Regions from separate parts of the Homo sapiens genome. Here region 1 is linked to region 2. A link is an interaction called in ENCODE POLR2A ChIA-PET data of the cell type or tissue named here. Cell type or tissue: GM12878. All regions are shown on one strand. Each heading gives the region's core, and the rest is flanking DNA. Links, peaks and the distances in the headings are about the cores only.

Evidence for each region. Peaks named below come from ENCODE experiments on the same cell type or tissue, not always from the same donor. Only the 100,000 strongest peaks of a DNase experiment are listed, where the experiment ranks them.
Region 1: POLR2A ChIA-PET joins it to region 2 with 6 read pairs; 2 of 35 experiments call an interaction of 5 or more read pairs at or near these places.

What each region holds. Positions count from the first base shown.
Region 1 is chr18:49,354,238-49,365,349 of GRCh38, forward strand. It overlaps DYM (dymeclin), which reads right to left. Exons shown (of 18, transcript NM_001353214.3): 6 at 8,924-8,996. Among named protein-coding and RNA genes, the nearest start is that of DYM, 100 kb to the right of the region's middle. In GM12878, for the core only: no CTCF peak of the experiment used is centred there; DNase peaks (open chromatin) are centred at 5,664 and 6,553; H3K27ac peaks cover 323 bases.
Region 2 is chr18:49,527,269-49,538,380 of GRCh38, forward strand. LINC02837 (long intergenic non-protein coding RNA 2837) reads left to right here. Exons shown (of 4, transcript NR_183517.1): 4 at 10-258. Among named protein-coding and RNA genes, the nearest start is that of LIPG, 29 kb to the right of the region's middle. RefSeq lists a silencer at 3,967-4,138. In GM12878, for the core only: no CTCF peak of the experiment used is centred there; a DNase peak (open chromatin) is centred at 4,831.

The DNA of each region.
Region 1 (11,112 bases), core at 1,509-9,508, 170 kb before region 2:
TATGAAATGCAAAACTATAAAACTCTAAAACGATAAAATAGGAGAAAATCCAAATGACCTTGGGTATGGTGATGACTTTTTGGATACAACACCAAAGGCACAATCCATGAAAGAAATTATTGATAGGAAGATTAAAATTTTAAAATTTAAAGTTTCCTACTCTGTGAAAGACATGATCCATCAAAAAAATAACTGAGAGCAAGGGCCTCATTAAAATTAAAAATTTCTATTCTGTGAAAGACACTGTGAAGAGAATGAGAATAAATGCCACAGGCTGGGAGAAAACACTTGCAGAAGACATATCTGATAATGGATTGTTATCTAAAATATACAAAGAACTCTCAAAACTCAGCAAGAACACAACCCAATTAAAAAGTGGACCAAAGACTAACAGATATATCATCAAAAAAGATACACAGATGGCACAAGCATATGAAGAGATGCTCAACATCATATGTCATTAGGGAACTGCAAATTAAAACAATGAGATACCACTACACATCTATTCAAATGCCAAAATTTAAAACACTAACACCACCAAACGCTGACAAGGATGTGGAGCAATAGGAACTCTCATTCATTACTGGTGGGAATGGCAAAACTGGTACAGGCATTTTGGAAGACAGTTAAGCAGTTTCTTACAAAATTAAACATACTTTAACCATCATTCATTCATCTACTCTGTATGATATGACAATGATAGATACATTTCATCATGCATTTGTCTAATCCCATAGAATATAAATTTCTTACAAAATTAAACATATTTTAACCATCATCCTTTGATCTACTCTGTATGATATGACAATGATAGATACATTTCATCATGCATTTGTCTAATCCCATAGAATATAAATTTCTTACAAAATTAAACATACTTTAACCATCATCCTTTGATCTACTCTGTACATGACAATGATAGATACATTGATCAACACATTGATACATTGATAGATACAATTGATACACTGATCAATAAACTTATAGATACATTGATAGATGTATCTATCAATGTATAGATATCAATAGATATAGATATCAATAGATATGCATTGATATCTATCATAGATATCATAGATAGACATCAATGTATAGACAGATGTATCTATCAATAATTGATAGGTACATTGATAGATAGATGATACATAGATAGATGATACATTGATACACTGATAGATACAATTGACAGATACAATTGATACACTGATCAACACATTGACAGATACAATAGATATATTGATCAATATGATACACTGATAGATACATTTCATCATGCATTTGTCTAATCCCATAGAAGATAAACACCTACACCTACAGGGAACACTGAAGTAAACTATATTTGGGTGATAATCCAGTGCCAATGCAGGTTTATTAATTATAACAAATGTATTCCTCTGCTGAGGGACACTGACGGTGCAGAAGGCTATATGTGTGTGGGGGTGGCTTGACATTAATAACTGCAAATTTTAATTCTCCCAACAAACAACTAATTTTTTTTCTTTTTAATTCTGTACTTTCTGCTCAATTTTGTGGTGAACCTAAAATTACTCTCAAAACTAAATGTAAAAAAATAAATATAAAGACTTATTTTTTCAAAATAATGGTATATTATTTAGAAATATAAAAGGTTAAATGAAGGTAAAGGTTTATATAAACCACTAGAACAGGTGAGAATTTAGAAAGTTTGTCTCTCAGGAGGAAACATTTAAAAAGGGATGAGACAAATAACATTTGTTCTCATTATAAGCCTCTGTGCAATGTGATTTTGTCTCCAAACCATGTGCATACATATATGACCACTTAAAATTCAGCATCAATGACTACCAGAAAATATTCAAATGTAATATAATCTGGATTATGTCTGAAAAGAAATTACTCTGTAAAGAAGTAAGTTATAAGTCAGAAAAAATTAAAAAGAAAAAAATCAATTGTTTGTTGGGAGAATTAAAATTTGCAGTTATTAATGTCAAATCACTTTATTCCTATTTTGCTATACATGTATTAATAACAGTAAACAAAATTAACAGCAGCATTCAGTAACAATCTTGGTTTTTTACCAGGAAAAATTCTCTGAAGGCACCAGACATCAATTTTCAAGCTAAAAAGCTACTGTAAACTTAATACGTAATACTGTCTTGGTATCTGAAAATACTACAATCTTTGATTCTTTGATTCAATCGATGCCTTAAATGCCTAATTCATTCAGAAAGCTATACTGGATGTTTGCCTTGCAACACCTAAAACTTAAAATACTGACTTGCTGTAGTCACCCCCCAACCCTACCCTCACTCCTCCACCCACCTTACGGCTAGATTCAAAGAAGTATTTTAGCATCAACATGCAGGGCTGTAGAAAGGCATTTTCCCAATAGCTAGGCCCTTCGTTGCCAACCATGGGTCTCTCCTGTACCTTCACTCTCTTCCAACGACTTGGAGACTCCATAAAGAAACCATTTATGACTCTTTAGGTTCTTGAACCATCTACTCACTGTTACTACCAAATGTTTTCAGTACTCAAATTTCCACAGTAGAACATCTAACCCAGTACTATTAGTCTATGGATCCAATAAATGTGCATCTTATATAATGTTATTACATTTTTAAAATGCTATAAGCTGAATTTTATAAATAAGATTCTCAGTTTCACACTCAAATATTTCCAAAATGGATTTTAGAAAAATATTTCTAATAATTATATTCTTTTTTATATCTCAATAAACAGAGAACCCTAAAAATAATCAAATCTTTAGTCCTCTAACATTTGAGTCTTTGCTACATCAACATTGCTTCTTTATCCCTAATATTCCACAAACCCTCTGCTCAACCTAATGTGCTTGTGATTTTCCAAATACATTATTCATACCTAAGAAGTCCCTATCCAGTTCTTTTCTGCCTCTTTAATGATTTAGCCAGTGCTAATCTGTTCAACTCCAAATGACTGTGGCATCTACCAATGTTCTTCTCATCGGGGTATCTTTTTGTCTATCTACCTCTAAGCTCTTCAAGAGTCACACCTTTTTATGTTCAGGGTCTACTCCACTGTACACACATAGTATATTCACAATATGTTTTTGAGGATGACCTGAATTAAAAAGAAATTATTATACTAAGAATAATCTAGGGACTACTGAGATATAAAGCCCATCGTCCCTAAACTAAACGGCCCCAGAATACTCAGCATTTATAACTAATTAATCTACTAGTCCCTTAAACATTCTCAGGTGTTATTTCTCAGTGTTTCAGCTTCCAGTAGCCCCTTTCTACTACCAATGTCAGTAAGACACCCTGTTGTTACAATGTGCCAACTACAAATGAGCCATTACACTTGCAGTGGAATATGCCTTAGCACAATACTGTTTCCATATAGACTAGATGCTGAGAAACAAACAAAATGCTTTAAGCACAGTGAACAGGTTAGACCCTTACTAATTTACTCAGTAAAGAAATATTTGAGTCTACCATGTGCCAAGCTAACCTGAATATCATGGATGCAGCAGCAGTGAGCAAACCAAATGCTGCCACAAGAGCCCTTGTTTTCATGGAGGTTTCATTCTAGTTTTATTGGGAAAATATGAGCAAGAGAGGTAACAGGTAATATGAAGAGTAGTGAAAAGTGTTAAGACAAAAAACAGGCCAGGTGTGGTGGCTCTTGCCTGTAATCCCAGCACTTTAGGAGGCCAAGGCAGGAGGGTTGCTTGAGCCCAGAATTCAAGGCCAGCCTGGGCAACACAGCAAGACCTCATCTCTAAAAATAATTTTAAAAATTAGCCAGGCATGGTGGCACACACCTGTGGCCCCAGATACTCAAGAGTCTGAGATGGGAGAATTGCTTGAGCCTGGGCAGTTGAGGCTATACTGAGCCATGATTGTGCCACTGCCCTCCAGGCTGGGTGACAGAGTGGGAATCCCATCTCAAAAAAATAAATAAATAAGTAAATAAATAACACATGAAAAAAGACACAGAATGAGAGGGCAGCTATTTTCAGGTGGTCAAAGCTACTCTATAGGGTAGTCAGGGTGGCCATTTCTAAAGAAACAAAACCTGAAGCAGATGAAAGCTTGAAGGTGGTCAGAACGTGAGCCATGCAAATATCTAAAGGAAGACAAACTGTAGAAGGAAAGAAGGCAAAGGCCCTAGACACAGCATGGACTGGCATGCTCCACATTAGCAAGACCACCAGTGAGGGTTAGCAGATGACATCAGATATCCCCTGTACTCGACAAGTCACAGTACACAAATAGATACACACTCCCTGAAAAAGGCAGTGAAAGCAATTAATTATGAAACTCTCATCTTTATCAATCTATACCTTACGAAAAAAACTACAAAAAGTTTTCTTAGATTAAATTATAATTGACAAATCTGCAAATCAGGGCCAGACTAAAAATTAAACAGTCCTCAATGAGTTCACAGGTTCATAAGAAAGACCACAGAAATGGATCCCAGAGAAAGAGGCTGTATTTTGGGTCTGAGGCCAATAGAAAGAGGCCTACTCTGAGCAGACCTGCCCAGAGTGGTGGCACTAGTGAGAAGGAGTGGGGCCTGTGCTTGACACTGACATCCTCATGTACAACTAACAGCCACAGATTTGCTGAAAAATGACAGCAACAAAAACAGATACAAAGACAAGGGAAAAAAATCTAATTTGCGTCCTCAAAATAACTTCCATTTCTTAACAAAACAGCATCACAAGCAGCCCCAAAATACAAGGATGGGTCTATACGGCATCACTGCTTCTGCGGCTATGGCCACACCTGACTCCACCACTCGGTTGGTTCCCACAAGTCTCATTCAGCCCTTATAGTAACACTACAAGAACCCAGACAGTGTCACAAATTCCGAGCGCTGGGCTTTTACCTCTGGCTTACCTACCCACGTTCTTTCTGTTAGAACACTCCATATTAGTGTCTTGAGGAAAATACCTTTATCTTTATTACTTTCCTGTTTACTTCACTGAGACACAGGGAAGGTATAAAAATCAAAGGCAAGGATTTGCTTTTGGCCGATTTATTTAAATTCTAGTGGGATCGATCCAATACACACTGAAAAATGTCAAGCCCGTGCATAACTTAATCTTTATTTTAAATATATAAATGCTGAGAGCTATGGAGTTAAGGAAGGACTCCTGAAAGATGAACAATTTTAATGAAGATTAGTACCTCCGTGAATTAATATTTTATCAAGAAATCCAAAGTGTCTGAGAAACAGTAGCCACTAACTACTTAAAAGTGAATCTTCATTACAAATGAACTCCTACAAAGATCACTGTAATGAACTTCTGGGAGTTTATTTCAAGTATGCCACTGATCCTATTCTCTTTATAATAAGGTATCATTTACATTTTAGTTTACAGATCTCTAAATAAATATATAGCATACACATGTATGTGTCCGTGGTAAACCCTTTGCTCTCAATATTAACAGAATGATTTTAAAAGTCTCATAAGAAACATTTACGCTAGTTTGAATTACCCTCAGTGGCCATTAAAATTCATTTCATCTTGTTATTTACCTGCTAATGCAGCACAGGATGAATTACCAATGTGAAATGTGAAACGTTTATAGCACTTCTGATGATGTTCAGGTGTGAGAGCATTCGTGGTTTGCATATATTCCTATTTCCTCTTAAATTATACACTGATCCATAAATACTGCACTACAGTTAGAGGAAATGAAACATTTAAAGAGTAGTTTGGTTTCACATGGAAACTGTTACCAAGACAAACCTTCTTGTAGGATGGAGTTCCAAGAACATTAAATCATCAGAAATTGTTTCAGCAGCTGGTTAAAGCTGAGTGTACATAATAGGAGACAACTGGCTAGCTGTGCATTTTCAGCTAATTTAAAAGGTATAAACACATTAAAACACTGAAATGTTTGATATATTACAACACAATCGGCTTGCTCCTCAAGAGTGTTTAAATGGCTGCTCTATTCATTGTGTTTGGAGCCAATTTACTATCTAAAGGTATTTACTGTTTCCATCACCCTGAATGTCACCAAAACATTTTATCAATAAAGGCAAAAAAAAAAAAAAAGCGTGTACTCATTTAAGATATATACTAAATTCCTGGTATTGTGTTATATAAAAAAAAAAAATATTTAGGGCTGAGCGTGGTGGCTCATGCCTGTAATCCCAGAACTTTGGGAGGCCGAGGCGGGCAGATCACAGGTCAGGAGTTCAAGACCAGCCTAACCAACATGGTGAAACCCTATCTCTACTAAAAATACAAAAATTAGCCGGGTGTGGTGGCGCTCGTCTGTAATCCCAGCTACTCAGGAGGCTGAGGCAGGAGAATCGCTTCAACCCAGGAGGCGGAGGTTGCAGTGAGCTGAGATCACGCCACTGCACTCTAGCCTGGGTGACAGAGTAAGATCCATCTCAAAAAAAAAAAGAAAAAAAATTGCAGGTGGTGCTACTTTTAAAATTACATCAGGAACACATGAAGCACTCCACATACCATGACAAAGAAACAGTACACAGTATATGTGTTTCCCTTCCCTGATCTGACCACATGTAAAAGAAACCTAACCACAGTGGCCTAAGCAAGATAGGTATCTATTTTTCTCATGTAAGAGGAAACCCAAAGATATGGGATCCAGGGCCAATGTAATAGTTTCATATTGTCACCAATGTCCCATGCTCCCAGGACACTAGTCTTTGCATGCAATGCTCATTAACATAGTTTCAAGACAGCCCAAGCATTGCCTCCACATTCCAGGAAGGAAGAGAAGGCAATGAGCAAAAGGCTAGAGTGGATATGCTCTGCAAGTTCATGACTTCTGCTCACATATACTTGACCCAAACTATGTCACATGGTCACATGGAACCGCCAAAGTGTCTGAAAAACTAATCTGGGCACACAGCACCACTCTAAACAATACTGGAGTTCTGTTAGAATGGAAGGGGAGAAAGGATGTCATGCAAGTGTCTGCTGCAGGAGCTCCGGTTGAATGGGAAATTGTCCCATTTCCTTCCCTAGGCAATGACTCTTCAGCTGCCTCAGCCCTACTTTCCTGGGTGCATACCACCAGGCCATATCACGACAGGGGTTGGTGGTTCTCACTTCGAAATCTATATTAAAATTCTAGATGCTGCATTCATGTACGACAGCAGCCTGGAGCCTATTTTCTCACAAATACCTGTCTTTCCTTTTGGGGCCATAGACAAATAGCACATTTCCAATTATATCTCCATGTAGACTGAGATTCTGTGATGAGAAACATTAAAATCTACTTTTTTATTTCAAAAATAATTCCTTGTACATATGCATTTTCAACAGGAGATGTAAATTGGTTCCACAGAGGTAAGTAAAAATCTTCATAGATACAATAATAATGGTTTGCGGTCCTCCAAAGGGCTGCAGGACATAAACAGATATTCAGTGTGTCTGGGGATTCAAATTTCATTAAGTGGGAGAGGCAATTATCAAAGAAATGTCAAACAAGGCTTCTCAGGGGGACAATATATTTTTTTAATTTTTTAATTTTTTATTTTTTTTGTGACGTAGTCTCGCTCTGTAGCCCAGGCTGGAGTGCAGTGGCGTGATCTCGGCTCACTGCAACCTCTGCCTCCCGACCTTGGTCCAAACGATTCTCCTGCATCAGCCTCCTGAGTAGCTGGGATTACAGGCATGCGCCACCACGCCCAGCTAGTTTTTGTATTTTTAGTAGAAACGGGGTTTCACCATGTTGGCCAGGCTGGTCGTGAACTCCTGACCTCATGAACTGCCCACCTTGGCCTTCCAAAATGCTGAGATTACAGGCATAAGCCACTGCATCCGGCCTAATTTTTTTTTTTTTTTTTTAAGTAGAGACAGGGTCTCACTATATTGCCCAGGCTGGTCTCCAACTCCTGCATCCAAACAATACACCTGCCTCAGGCTCCCAAAGTGCTGGGATTACAGGCGTGAGACACTGCACCTGGCCAATACTTTTTTTTAAAGGTGGAGAATCACTGCTTTAAAAGTAACAAATGAGGCCAGGCACGGTGGCTCACACCTGTAATCCAGGCACTTTAGGAGGCTGAGGTGGGAGGATCACTTGAAGCTGGGAGTTCGAGACCAACCTGGCCAACATAGTGAGGCCCTGTCTCTACTTTAAATTTTTAAAAGCAACAAATGAGATGAACATTTCGAATCACAAAGGAATTGCATTGAGCTGCAGTGACAGAAGCCCAGTTACAGCAGTGTTAACAAATAAGGGTCTATTTCTGTCACATGAGAAGTCCAGGATGAAAAAAGGTGGTACTGGTAGTTGTTGGCTTTGGTTCAGCAGCTCAATGACATCAAAACAGAATTTTCTGTAAGTCTCTTGGTTCATGGTGCCAAGAAGGCTATGCAACTCAAAAGACTATCCACATTCCAGACAGCAGGAGAAAGGGCTGTTAAGATCAAAAAGATGTGCCTCCTAGCTGACTCAATCAGTTCCTTTTAGAGAGCTTTACCCAGAGGTTTCATTGGAGGACCTTCCCCTACATCTCACTGACTATGCCTAGCTTCAAAGAAGGCTGGAAACGAAAACCTGGCTTCAAAAGAGGCTGGAAATACAATCAGGAAGTCAGGAAGATAAGGAGAACTCAACTCACTGTGTCTACCACAATATGAAGTAGATTCAAACTGCTTCTCTCTTAAAATCTTGTTTCCAAAGATCTATAAGATCTCTTAATACAGAGATTAATTCTGTGCCTACCATATTCTTAATATAGTTTCACTGTTTTCCCCTTAACAACGTAACATTTTTGTTTTGACAATGAATAGTCAGTCTAAATATTAGGTAGAGAGAAAAGAACTCTGTGGATATAGAATCCTTAAAAGGCACACATATAAGTTCTATACAAGGACCCACAAACTTCTCAACATGATCAATGATTATCTGCCATATACAAAGAAGATAAAACAAATCCTGGCCTAGCCAGAACTTACAAGAGTGGAATATCAGTGATCAACTGCATCAAACAGCACAGCAATTCTTCCAAAAGATCTTCTGAGTCAGAACCTGGTAAGACACATAAAAAGATTTTTTTTTAACAAAGTACACAGTAGAATACAGTTGTTCAGAAGTTACATTTTCATTCCTAATGAGAATACAAACAGTTATCATTATATAAACTCAGATATTAATGTTGACCTCTGAATAAAATCCAAATCATGAATAGGTTAGCATCTATGATGATCTTCATCTAGCATAGGACCTTTCAACACCTGCTGTTAATAATACAGCTTTTAAAGCTTGAAGGTACTTTAGGCTCCTGTACGCCAGTAGTTGTCAGATTTCTTATACTGCACTGTGTTTCTTTCAATGAAATCTTACATTAAAGCCAAATATATGAAACAGATAAAAATCAAGCTGCTCTCACTGCTTTGTTTGAAGCAGGGGTAGAGGACTTTTATCCCTCCCTCCCCAACAAATATCTGGCCTTACCCTTGATTTCTTGATGGGAGGGCCTGAAGGTACCTTTTATGAACCTCTGGCACTCCACGGATCATAGACTGAACCCCATTAAAGAGGCCAACCTCCTCTTTACAGACAATGAGTCAAAGGTAAAAGGGCTTTCCCAAGTCACAGAATAAATAAGTGGCAACGGCAGGATGCAAATTACCATTCCAATGGAAATGTTCCCCTATCCCAAACTACTACAGGTAAGTGACCTCCAAATTCCCAAAGTCAGTCAGTATCTCATGTGACTTCTGGTCTTGGACATTACTGACACCTACTCCTTCATGAAATTCTTTCTTTTCTCAGTTCTTATAATACTTTATTTTTAACCAACTTCTTTTTCTATTTCTTCCCAGTGTCTGCTTCCTCAAAATACGTTTCAACTATTGGCATGTTCCCCAGAGTTCCACCATTGTCATGCTTTTTTGTTCATTATCTCATCACCACAGTGCAGCTAAACAAGTTTACTAAATTAAAACTCACTCCTGGGCTGGGTGTGGTGGCTCACACCTATAATCCCAGCATTTTGTGAGGCCAAGGCAGGCAGATCACCTGAGGTCAGGAGTTCGAGACCAGCCTGGCCAACATGGTGAAACCCCACCTCTAATAAAAATACAAAAATTAGTCCAGCATGGTGGCGCACGCCTGTGGTCCCAGCTACTCAGGAGGCAGAGACAGGAGAATTGCTTGAACCCGGGAGGAAGAGGTTGCAGTGAACTGAGGTCGCGCCACAGCACTCCAGCCTGGGTGACAAAACAAGACTGTGTCTCAAAAAAAAAAAAGAAAGAAAGAAAGAAAACTGACTCCTGGACTCCTTTAACCTTCATAACTAGTTAGTATTGTAGTTCCAATTTTACTCCTCTGCAATCCAAACTCCAGATTGCAATCAGACAGAGCTAACTAAACTCCATCCTTTCACTCTCCTGGCTTAGATCTTTTCAATTACTTTAAGCTGATTAATATATATCAGAAAAATTCCATGCTCCAAAGTACAGCATGCCAGACTCTTGGAGATATAGGTCCTGCATCCCTTTCTACATTTATCTTCCTCCAGTACTGCAGTGTATATTCCAGCAATGCCAAGCTATCCACTACATGCCATTTCACACCTCAGTAACATTCCCTCTGCCTGGAATAGCCTCCAACAATAAAAACCTAGTTTTTAAAAAGCCCATCTGTATCCATCTGAACCATCCTCAGTTTCATATCCTCCATGAAACCCACTCCCTTGTCTCACCCTGAATAATCTATAAAGTATCTATGCCTTGTGCATGCCTCTTGCGTTGCATATGTTGGTTACATTATGCCATCATTTTTTGTCTACAAGCAGGCAGGCCCCTACTGGACTCTATACTTCTAGAGGATGATGACTCACAAAGAGCTTGCACATAGTATGTACTCAATACAATTTGCTGAACTGAGCCCAAGCATCTCAGAAAAAATCCAGCAGTTAATTGCAAAGCATCAAAGCACTTGGAGTCTCAAAAAAAAAAAGTTTAGCAATTTCTTTTCTAGGCTACAATATCACCTAGCATTCAGAAATTATAAAGAAATTTCATCCTGCTTTGCCACAAAGAACTGGCACAGTAACCCCGTGAGAGGTAAGTACAAATCTTAAAAAGAATATTAAATCATGCTGAACACAGCAATCGATGCTAAAAAGGATACACAGCAA
Region 2 (11,112 bases), core at 1,190-9,189:
AATTCCTAGGTTCACAACAATGAGAAGTTTTGAGCTGGATAAAACTGTTCATTTATGGAGCATATTGGAAAAGGAGGGATCACACATGTCTCAGAAACAATGGGATGCATTTCCTGTTTGGTAGAGGGAGGCTTCTAAAAGGTTGATTGGTTACAAAATTGCCTCTCTAAAAGACTCCTTTCTAAAGGCAAATAAGGAAACTGAAAAGCTTAAGAGATGAATTAAAGACGAAAATAAAAATAATTATATGGTAACTGACATAACTTTGACCATTTCCGCCCTTTATTCTCAATATATTTGTACACCCATTTTCTCAGCTTACACCTACTGATCCTTTTGCCCAGTTATGCTTATACCCTGAAGATGATGAGAGATGGGAAGTTAGGCCCTCAGAACAGCCATGTCTGGTTCCTATAACTACTTTTGCTCAAAACGGAGTAAAAAAACTGGTGAAAAATTGAACTCAGAGTCATAGCAAAAGATTTTCCAAACCTTAGAGAAAACCTCAAAAAATTTACTGAGGAATTTAGAATTCTCACAGGAGCCCGTGACTCTGGACCTCCCAATTTGTGTCAGGATAAGACATGAGATGGGACCTGGGGAGGCAAGTAACTGGATGGCCACAGCAGGATGGGATACGCCTGAGGAAGTACTGCCAGTCATGCAAGTGGTACTTCTAGGGTGGCCCAAATATGCCAGAAAAATGGCTGAAAAACTTTAGAAGCTATCCCCGTTGTCTTTCCATAAAAGATTCCCTGCTCCATTATTCAAACAGGTGTGAAAGGAAAATCAAAAACTCAGGACCCCAATTCACCATGCCAAAGGAAAAAATCAAGCTGAAAGCTGAGTCATGCAAGAAGCTGCCTTTTGTTCCTAAGCAGATAGCTACAGATAAAAGGTGAAATATCTCCACAGGGACCTTATCTTATATAACGTGTCCAGTTACTGAGTGCGAGACGAATACATAATCGACTGTCCCCCTACCTGCTTTTTTTCTCTTGCAACACCTGGATTACCATGCCCTCCCTTTTCCCCCTCCAGCTCACTTTTCCCCTTTAAATACTGAAGCCCTCAAAATCATCTTTGGACAAAGGCACAGACCACAGACTGTTTCTGTGATTCCATGTTTATTTCTTCCAGGCATTGTCCTTAACCTTGGCAAAATAAACTTCTAAGTTGATATCCATTATGTATATGTGCATATTTAAAAGGACTTTACACTTTTTTTTTCTCTCCCAGGATCTTGTTTTTTGAGAAAAAGTTTTTTTTTTTTTTTAAATTCTCAGTCAACTGAATTCTATTCTCTCCAGTTCTCTCCACTTACTTCTGCCTGTCTCTCCTTCCTTTGCCATCCTCTACTGCATGAGGAACCTAAACTAATTTCTGACAGCCTGGGATTCCTTAAAGAAAACAGAGAAGGTGCCAGACTCCTTTTTGGGGAATTTTCCTCTGTGTTTCCTTATGGAATCCCAAGAGGACGAACAGACAAGTTCTGCTCGGATCTTAAACTGCTTGCTTTTTATTGTGTTGTCTGATTTTTCTTTTGACTAAAATAGTTATGTAAACCAAAAATACAATTCTAAGTGCCCCTCAATCAACTGGTGGACCCTCCCCTTGGCCAAGGGTATTCCAAAGTTAACCTGAAAAACTAGTTCAGGTCATGATGGGAAGTGGGGGTCGGATATTATATCCTTCTCCCTGCATTAGCATTAAAGCAGAGACCTTAAGGCTGATAGAACAGACTTTTTTTTTTTTTTGAGATGAAGTCTTGCTGTTACCCAGGCTGCAGTGCACTGGGTGCTATCTTGGCTCACTGCAACCCCACCTCCTGGGTTCAAGTGATTCTCCTGCCTCAGCCTCCTGAGTAGCTGGGATTACAGGCATGCACCACCAGGCCTGGCTGATTTTTGTATTTTTAGTAAAGATGGGGTTTCGCCATGTTGGCCAGGCTGGTCTCAAACTCCTGACCTCAGGTGATCCGCCCACCTTGGCCTCCCAAAGTGCTGGGATTACACGTGTGAGCCACGGTGCCGGTCCAGAACAGACTTTTTAAGTCTGATAAGAAACACAGTCTATTTTCTCTGAAGCTTAGAGGCTTCATCTGCATAAGAAGAACCTTGGTCTCCAAAACTACCTATCTTAATGCAGACATTCCCTTCTATTGATTCTAGATCTTTAGATAAACTATTTCAACTAATTGCCAGTCAGGAAATCTTTGCCTCTACCTATGACCTGGAAGCCCAATCTTACCCCCCACCACCAGCTTCTTCAAGTTGTCCCACCAATGCACATCTTATATGTATTGATTGCTGTCTTATGTCTCCCTTAAATGTATAAAACTAAGCTGTAACCCAACTACCTTGGGCATATGTTGTCAGGACCTCCTGAGGCTGTGTCACGGGAATGTCCTTAACTTTGGCAAAATAAACTTCTAAATTGATTGAGACTTGTCTCAGATACTTGTTGGTTTATGGTTATTACAACAGGGGCTACTCTTGGGTGTTTAAGATAAGTAAGGGTGTGGTTTAGACACTTAGAGAAACGTTTCTGTAACAAAGTGCACTGTAAAAGCATTACATGGCCTAGTCCCACGACAGCTCTTTTTTTGGAGACCCAGGATTCCCTGTGAGCTCTGCTTAGAGCTCAGAGATCCAGTTAAAAGACAGAGACTGAGTTTAAAACTACTTATCTAAATAAAAATGGTCTCCTTATACAATCCTGTGGTAGATTTCTATAATTTTATGTTTGACTTGCCAGGCATTTTTAATCTTCCTGTAACGCACCAACACTCTCTCTCTCCCTACTTGGAGATATAAATATTGCTATCTGATTTTCACCTAGGAGTTGTTGCTTTAGTTTGCACATTTAGGGCTGTCTTACTGACAATTGCCTAGGGTAATGAAACAGGTTATCAAAAAATTGGAAGTCTTGGCTGGGCGTGGTGGCTCATGCCGGTAATCCCAGCTATTCAGGAGGCTGAGACAGGAGAATCACTTGAACCCAGGAGGTGGAGGTTGCAGTGAGCTGAGATCCTGCCACTGCACTTCAGCCTGTCTGAGCGAGACAATGTCTCACAAAAAAAGAAAAGAAAAGAAACAAAACCCAGGGAATTGGAAGTTTAAAGTAGGAGGAAAAAAAGGGGTCTTTGGTTGGGTGCGGTGGCTCATGCCTGCAATCCTAGTACTTTGGGAGGACGAGATGGGAGGATTGTGCTGAGACCAGCTTGGTCTGGGAGACCCTAACCCAGTGGCGCTAGAGGAATTAAGGACACACACACAGAAATATAGAGGTGTGAAGTGGGAAATCAGGGGTCTCACAGCCTTCAGAGCTGAGAGCCTCGAACAGAGATTTACCCACGTATTTACTAACAGCAAGCCAGTCATTAGCATTGTTTCTATGGATATTTGATTAACTAAAAGTGTCCCTTATGGGAAATGGGATTAACTGAAAGTATCCCTTATGGGAAACAAAGGGATGGGCCGAAATAAAGGAATAGGTTGGGCTAGTTAACTGCAGGAGGAGCATGTTCTTAAGGCACAGATCGCTCATGCTATTGTTTGTGGCTTAAGAATGCCTTTAAGTGGTTTTCCGCCCTGGGTGGGCCAGGTGTTCCTTGCCCTCATTCCAGTAAACCCACAACCTTCCAGCGTGGGCGTTATGGCCATCATGAACATATCACAGTGCTGCAGAGATTTTGTTTATGGCCAGTTTTGGGCCATTTAAGGCCAGATTTTGGGGCGCTTGTTCCCAACAGGATTGCTTGAGGCTAGGAGTTTGAGACCAGCCTGGGCAACATAAGGAGACCCCATCTTTATGAAAAATACAAAAATTAGCTGGGTATAGTGACACATGCCTGTAGTCCCAGATACGCAGGAGGCTGAGGCAGAAGGATTACTTGGGCCCAGGTGGTCAAAGCTGCAGAGAACTATGATTGTGCCACTGCACTCCAGCCTGGGTGACACAGTATGAGAACTTATCTCAAAAAAAGGGGGTCTTATGAATCTTTTTTTTTTTTTTTTTTTAGATGGAGTCTTGCTCTGTTGCCTGGGCTGCAGTGGCACGATCTTGGCTCACTGCAACCTCTGTCTCCTAGGTTCAAGTGATTCTCCTGCCTCAGCCTCCCAAGTAGCTGGGATTACAGGTGCCTGCCATTATGCCTGGCTAATTTTTGTATTTTTAGTAGAGACGGGGTTTTATCATGTTGGCCAGGCTGGTCTCAAGCTCCTGGCCTCAAGTGATTTGCTGCCTCAGCCTCCCAAAGTGCTGGGATTACAGATGTGAGCCACTGCGTCCGGCCAAAAGGGAGTCTCATGAATCTACTTCTACCTGTGTGTCTGATACATCTGTGTATCTGTGTCATGTATACATTTTGTAGCAGGACGAGCTGTAGACAAAACTCCTCAGACACCGAGTTAAAGAAGGAAGGGGTTTATTCAGCTGGGAACATTGGCAAGACTCCTGTCTCAAGAGCCAACCTCCCTGAGTGAGCAATTCCTATCCCTTTTAAGGGCTCACAACTCTAAGGGGGTCTGCGTGAGAGGCTCGTGATCGATTGAGCAAGCAGGGGGTATGTGACGGGGCTGCATGCACCAGTGGTCAGAGTGAAACAGGACAAACCAGGAAGTTTCACAATGTCTTTTCTATACAATGTCTGGAATCTATAGATAACATAACCAGTTAGGTCAGGGGTCGATCTTTAACTACCAGGCTTAGGTCAGGCGGGCCCAGGCTTGGTTTCGGGTCTGGTTCCTTGGCTTCGGGTCTGGTTCCTAGGCACCAGGCTACCTGACTTTTGTTTCACTTTTCTTTTCTTTTCTGAGTATAAAACAATGTAAAACGATATGAGAGGGTCTGTCTCTCTTCTCTCGGTTTCACTACCCAAAATATATAAGAGCTCTAATTAGCTTAAAGAAAAAAAGAGGCACTTAAATCAAATCTTTTATCAGAAAAATAGAGACTTTAAGCTCAAATGCGTTTTCAGGTTCACATGACTCACAAATCTTTAATAAATAAGCTGGTTTAAAAATGATTGGTAAAATAAAATTAGAAATGCCTTCTGAATTATCAACATACATTATTGTTTAGATTTATTGGTCAAGTGGTTTTATATTTATCTCTGCTAGATATTATAAGGTGTCAAAATTTGGCATGAGGGCTATAAAGCTATAAATGTAGCCCAAAAGAGAATTACCTTTAATGTTGTTGTTTTAATGAAAACAATGAGATTCTGAGTTATTGGCAAAAAAAGTCCATTTATTTAACCTCAAGGTTCCTACTTACGTAAACAACTGAAATTCATAGGCTGTAAAAATGGTTAACAGGGAAATAACTTTAAATGATAACTATCGCAGTTTTCATAAGTAATCTCTGCAGGTTCTAACTGCTGTTGTGGCCTTATGCTAAAATGTTTTATCTTAAAGGTCTGAAGGAAATATTTTCTTCCAATGTAACATTCTGTGCTGTTGGCCTTAAATTGTTCTATGAAATCAAAGATTTTCACTTATGACCCCAGACACAGTCTTCCTATTCTAACTAATTCAAGTACCATTTTCACGAGTTTTGACTTGCAGGTTATCTAAATGTGCTCCCTGTAGGGAAAAACAATCACACTGCAGAAGGTCTTTTCATTTGCTGTTTGGTAACTGGCCTAACAAACAGATTTTACATTTTTTGAAATAATTCCTACATCATCGTCATTAAGTTTTGATTTGCTTAGGAAAACTAAGATGAAAAAACCAAGGCTATCACATCTACATAACTTTCTACATTGCTTTTAAAGTCCTTGTGCTGTTAAGTTATAGGGCTTTGACTCTTGGGTCTAAAAAGGACTTCAAATCCTGCTAAACCTTAAACACTGACAGCAGTTAAAGCCTCATCTTCAGATCCAGAGAAGATGCCAATCAAAATAAACTGTGTTAATGAGACACTGGGCCAAAAATTAAAACTATTCAACTTCTCTAGGCCCAGAGACTATTGCAGAAGAGGTAGGCACATGAGATTGTAAGGGCTGATTTTGAGAGAGAAAATTGTTCAGAGTTTTTCTATAAATTAAACATTAATATCAAAGGCACACTGATACAATACCAGCATCTGGGTCCCTGTGTCGGATTAACAAGGTTTTCTTGGAGAATTAACCCACTTTTTTTTGAGACAGAGTCTTGCTCTGTTGCCTGGGCTGGAGTGCAGTGGCGTGATCTCGGCTCACTACAACCTCCACCACCTGGGTTCAAGCAATTCTCCCACCTCAGCCTCCCGAGTAGCTGGGATTACAGGCTCCTGCCACCATGCCCAACTAATTTTTGTATTTTTAGTAGAGAGGGGGTTTTGCCTTCTTGGCCAGGCTGGTCTCGAACTTCTGACCTCAGGTGATCCGCCTGCCACAGCCTCCCAAAGTGCTGGGATTACAGGTGTGAGCCACTGCGCCCAGCCTATTTTACAACTTTATAAATTATAGATAAATTATAACAATGGGAAATAGGCTGGGTGTGGTAGCTCATACCTCTAATCCCAGCATTTTGGGAGGCAAAAGCGGGTGGATCACTTGAGGTCAGGAGTTCGAGACCAGCTTGATCAACATGGTGAAACCCTGTCTCTACTGAAAATACAAAAAATTAGCCAGGCTTGGTGGCAGATGCCTGTAATCCCAGCTTCTCAGGAGACTGAGGCGGGAGAATCGCTCGAACCCAGGAGGCAGAGGTTTCAGTGAGCTGAGATTGTACCATTGCACTGCAGCCTGGGTGACAGAGAAAGACTCTGTCTCAAAAAAAAAAAAATTACAAACAGTTATAACAAGGCTTATGAAAATTATATCTGATGGTCAAGATGATTAAAATGTAATAGATTTGTTGATAAGATTTAAGAGAGATATAATTGGCCTCATGTTGTCTTTATTAAGGCTTATTATTTAGGAAATTAAGTCTCCTTTCTCAAAGAATAAAGATTTCTGCCTCTTTTTTTTTGGGAAATCTTTGAGTTATAATGTGGTCTAAATAAATGACTTATTTTACAATGACTTGTGATCCTATTTTGTGATATCAAATGTTTTTAAAACTTTTTATGTTTGACCAACTTTCCAAAATCAAATTCTAAGTTCGATCCTTTTGACCTCATTAATTTTTTGAATTTAGGTCCTCTGAAGTCCAAAAGAGACATTTTCAGCTTATTTGGTATAACAAAAGCATACAGAAAACATTATTAAATATGAAATGGTGTTTAACCTTCTTTGGATTATATTTATATAAATGTATTATTAGTATGCCTTCCAAATGAAGGTATATGAAATTCCTATATGAAATTCCTATAATTCTGATATGTATTAGTATACATTATGGTAGTATTATGATTATTATTTAAAATTGTTGCATGCCACATAAGTAACCAAATTTCCTTGTCATTTGTGTCTTTAACCATGGCTGTTCTAAGACTTTGTCATCCACAATTGTTGTTTACTTTGATCCTTTTATAGAGTGGCTTATAATCAACTATAGAACTCTGAGTACTCTGATAATTTTAGAGATTGTGCCATTGGAATAGAGAGAAAAACTTCCAGGACTCTCATGGAGAGCTGATGTATTCGTGAGGATTGTCAATCCAATATTGGAAGAACAGAAGTTAATTGCATGGATTAAACTAACAGAAGCCTGAAATAATCTTTCATTACTTTTTGTTTAACACATTTGCTGATTCTTTTTGTTTTGTTTTTCAGAGTGAAGAAAACTTTTTCTTCTTTTAAGTTATTTACAGTTTTTAACGTTGAGTAAAGTGTATTCTAGCAAGCAAAATTCAACATAATTTATTTCTCTCTACCTAATTTCTCTGAAATTCAGAAACTATTTGTGAGTGTTCTTAATTTATGGCAATATACTTATTTGTATAAGTTCCATAGGAACCTGCTTTCTTTTATTACAGGCCATACCTGGAGACACTGGTTATTTTCCCAAGTCTTTGACTGGAATGGCATATTTTCAGATTGCCTTGAGGAAATGAGGTTGACCTATAGAGCCAATTAAAGCCCTTCAGAAAAACTGGCCCCATACCTTGTCCTTCATAGGGTTCTGACCTGTGACAAGTAAAGAATGTTGGTTTCTGACAGGCCCAGGAATCCCAAGTTTTCTTGGGATATTGAAAAGAGGAAGTCACCCAGGCTGAGCTTGAGGTTTTTAAAAAGGTCTAATCTCAGATGCCTTGAGGAAAAGCTTCCAGCAAAGTCAATTTAAAAAAAAAATAGAGTCTACATGGCAAATGATTATTCTTGCTGCACTTTATGCAAATAATCAAGCCAAGTATAATAAGGCTAAAACTTATTTTACAAATAAACTGGTCCTACTATGATTTTGTCTTTAATAAAATTGGGAAATTGGAGAGAGAAAAATTATGTTTCAAAATAATGTATAGTACACATGTTATTAGATTCTAGCCTTGTGCAGTGTTTTCCAATTTTTATTATTTTCTACAATTTGGACTGAATCCAGAAATGTTTCCTGTCCACAAGTCTTAAAATAATGTTTTCAATTTTTTTCTTTCTTTGTTTTTCCTGCTCCCCATTTTTCCTGATTTGAAATACTGAAGCTAGACAAATTAAACTTTGGAAGAAAATGACAGCAACCTATTTATATACATAAACCATTTTCATATCTGCCTACCGATGTGTGGACTTCAGAGTAATATGGCCTGTATCAGTTTTCCGGGATTTTTCTTCCTTTTTTTTTTTTTGGTTATTGCCTCCTTTTTCCCCTCTGTTTTCTCTTTTCCTTCCCCTATTTTTTCTTCATAGGATGTGAGAGTTCACAACCTGTTCCAAATGAGCATTCCCAACAACATAGGACCTGTTTGTCTATGAATAAACTCTCTTAGCCATGAAAGATCAGGCAAAATCCAAGACCAGTGACTCATTTTCTTCTAAAATGTTTTCTCCAAAAGATTTTCAAAAGAAAACAGAGGAGGAATATAAAAGGAAAATAAAAACTTGGGACCCCAATTCACTGTGACAAAAGGAAAAAAAATCAAGCTGAAAGCTGAGTACGTAAGAAACTGCCTTTCCTTTTGTTTCTAAGTAGATAGCTACAGATAAAATGTTGAATATCTCAACAGGTAGCTCCTCTATATTCATCTTATCTCACGATTTACTGAGCAGATGAATACATAATTGACTATTCCCTTACCTGTTCCTTTTCTCTTGCAACACGTGGATTACCATACCCTCCCTCTTTCCTCTCCAGCCTGTTTTTCCCCTTTAAATATTAAAGCCCTCAAAATTATCTTTGAAGAAAGGCACAGACACCTGCCTCCTGGGTATGTCATTAACCTTGGCAAAATAAATTTTTTGCTTACATGTGTAAGCCAAAAAAAGATTAGTTGCTTCGTGATTACAGGGCTAGATTGAGAATCTCACTTGTTAAACATTCTGGTCTTAAAATGGTTGACAAAAAAGTCAAGCTCTAAAATATTTGAAGAGATTTATTCTGAGCTAAATATGAATGATCAATGGCCAGTGACACAGCCCTTAGGAGATCCCGAGAACATGTGACCAAGGTGGTTGGGGCACAGCCTAGTTTTATACATTTTAGGGAGACATGAGACATCAATCAAATACATGTAAGATATACATTGATTCAATCCGGAAATGCGGGACAACTCGAAGTAGGGGCTTCCAGATCACAGGTAGATTTAAACATTTTCTTATTGGCAATTTGTTGTAAGAATTGTTATTAATAGAAAGGAATATGTGGGTTATGATAAGGGGTTGTGGAGACCAGAGTTTTGTTATGCAGATGAAGCCTCCAGGTAGCAGGCTTCAGAGAGAGTAGTGTTTCTTATCAGACTTAAGGTCTGTTGATATTAAATGCTGGTCAGTTTTTCCCAAATTCCAAAAGAGAAGAGGGTATAATGAGACTCCTATATGCTAGTGAAATCCTTAATTTAGGGCCACTTGTACATGAAGTGACCCCTCATAAAAGGACACCCACCCCCATCTCCCAAACCCAATCATATAAAAGAGTTTTGCCTTCATTCCTTTGTAAGAGTACTTTCTCCTCAGCTGGGAATCTCTGAATTGGAAAAATGACTTATTAATATTTCAGCAACTCCTGAAAAAAGCTTTGCTGATATTTTGGATTCTCTCTAAGCAGTGCAATCTGAGATGAATTATTTGGCCTCAGTAGTACTCCAAACTAGAAGAGTTCTGAACACTTCGATTGCTCAACAAGGAGGAGCTTGTGACCTAATTGGTGAAAAGTGTTGTTTTGATGTTAATAAGTCAGGCGTTGTTGACCAAAATTTAAAAGGTCTTTAAGAATAACAGGAGTTTTCCGTCAGATGAGCACTGCCTCCTGCATTGACTCAGCTGGTTAAATCTTGCTTCCCAGGAATCTTTGCTCAGAGGAATCTTTCAATCCACGGCCACCATTCTCCTTACAGTTATTGTATTTACCTCCCTGGTGTGTCATATGCTTCCTGAGGGTATTCAATGCTTTCCAGCAGCCACTCATACATCAAATAATTGCCACCAGGCTCAGACAACTTGAGTAAACTAATAAACACTGACTCTGTAATTCCTAGCAGCAGCTATACGTCTCCAAAGCCCAGCGTATCTACTGATGATAACAGCATCTACCTAATTTTTCTTCTATCTATGTCAGTAGTGACAGCCAAGAGTAACACTGTGCTATTTGGTCACGTTCTCAGCTTGCTGTTTGGATGAACAAAAGCGGGGAATTGTTAAAGCAAAATTAAAATGGAGATCGAGCCTAAAAAATTCCTGAGCAAACAAAACCAGCTAGGCCTTAAAATAGTCTTAACCTTGCTTAAACTGCAAACACAGGCAAAATTTGACTTGGGTCATAACTATGAATGTAAGCGAAACTTAACTTTTGTCATTTTTGGTGAATGCTTATGTTAGAAAACTTAAGCTCAGCCAATCATAAGCAGCCAATTAATGTGACTAGGGACTTTCCAATAAAAAATGCAATTTGATTACTGGCAACCAAATAATTTTTAAATTTTTCTTCCACATTTACCCCCAAAATACTTGCCCCTGATGATTTGTCATTGGAATACTAAACCTCTTTTGGCCTGGTGTTCCCCAATTTGTAAATTGCTTCTTACTCAAAGTCT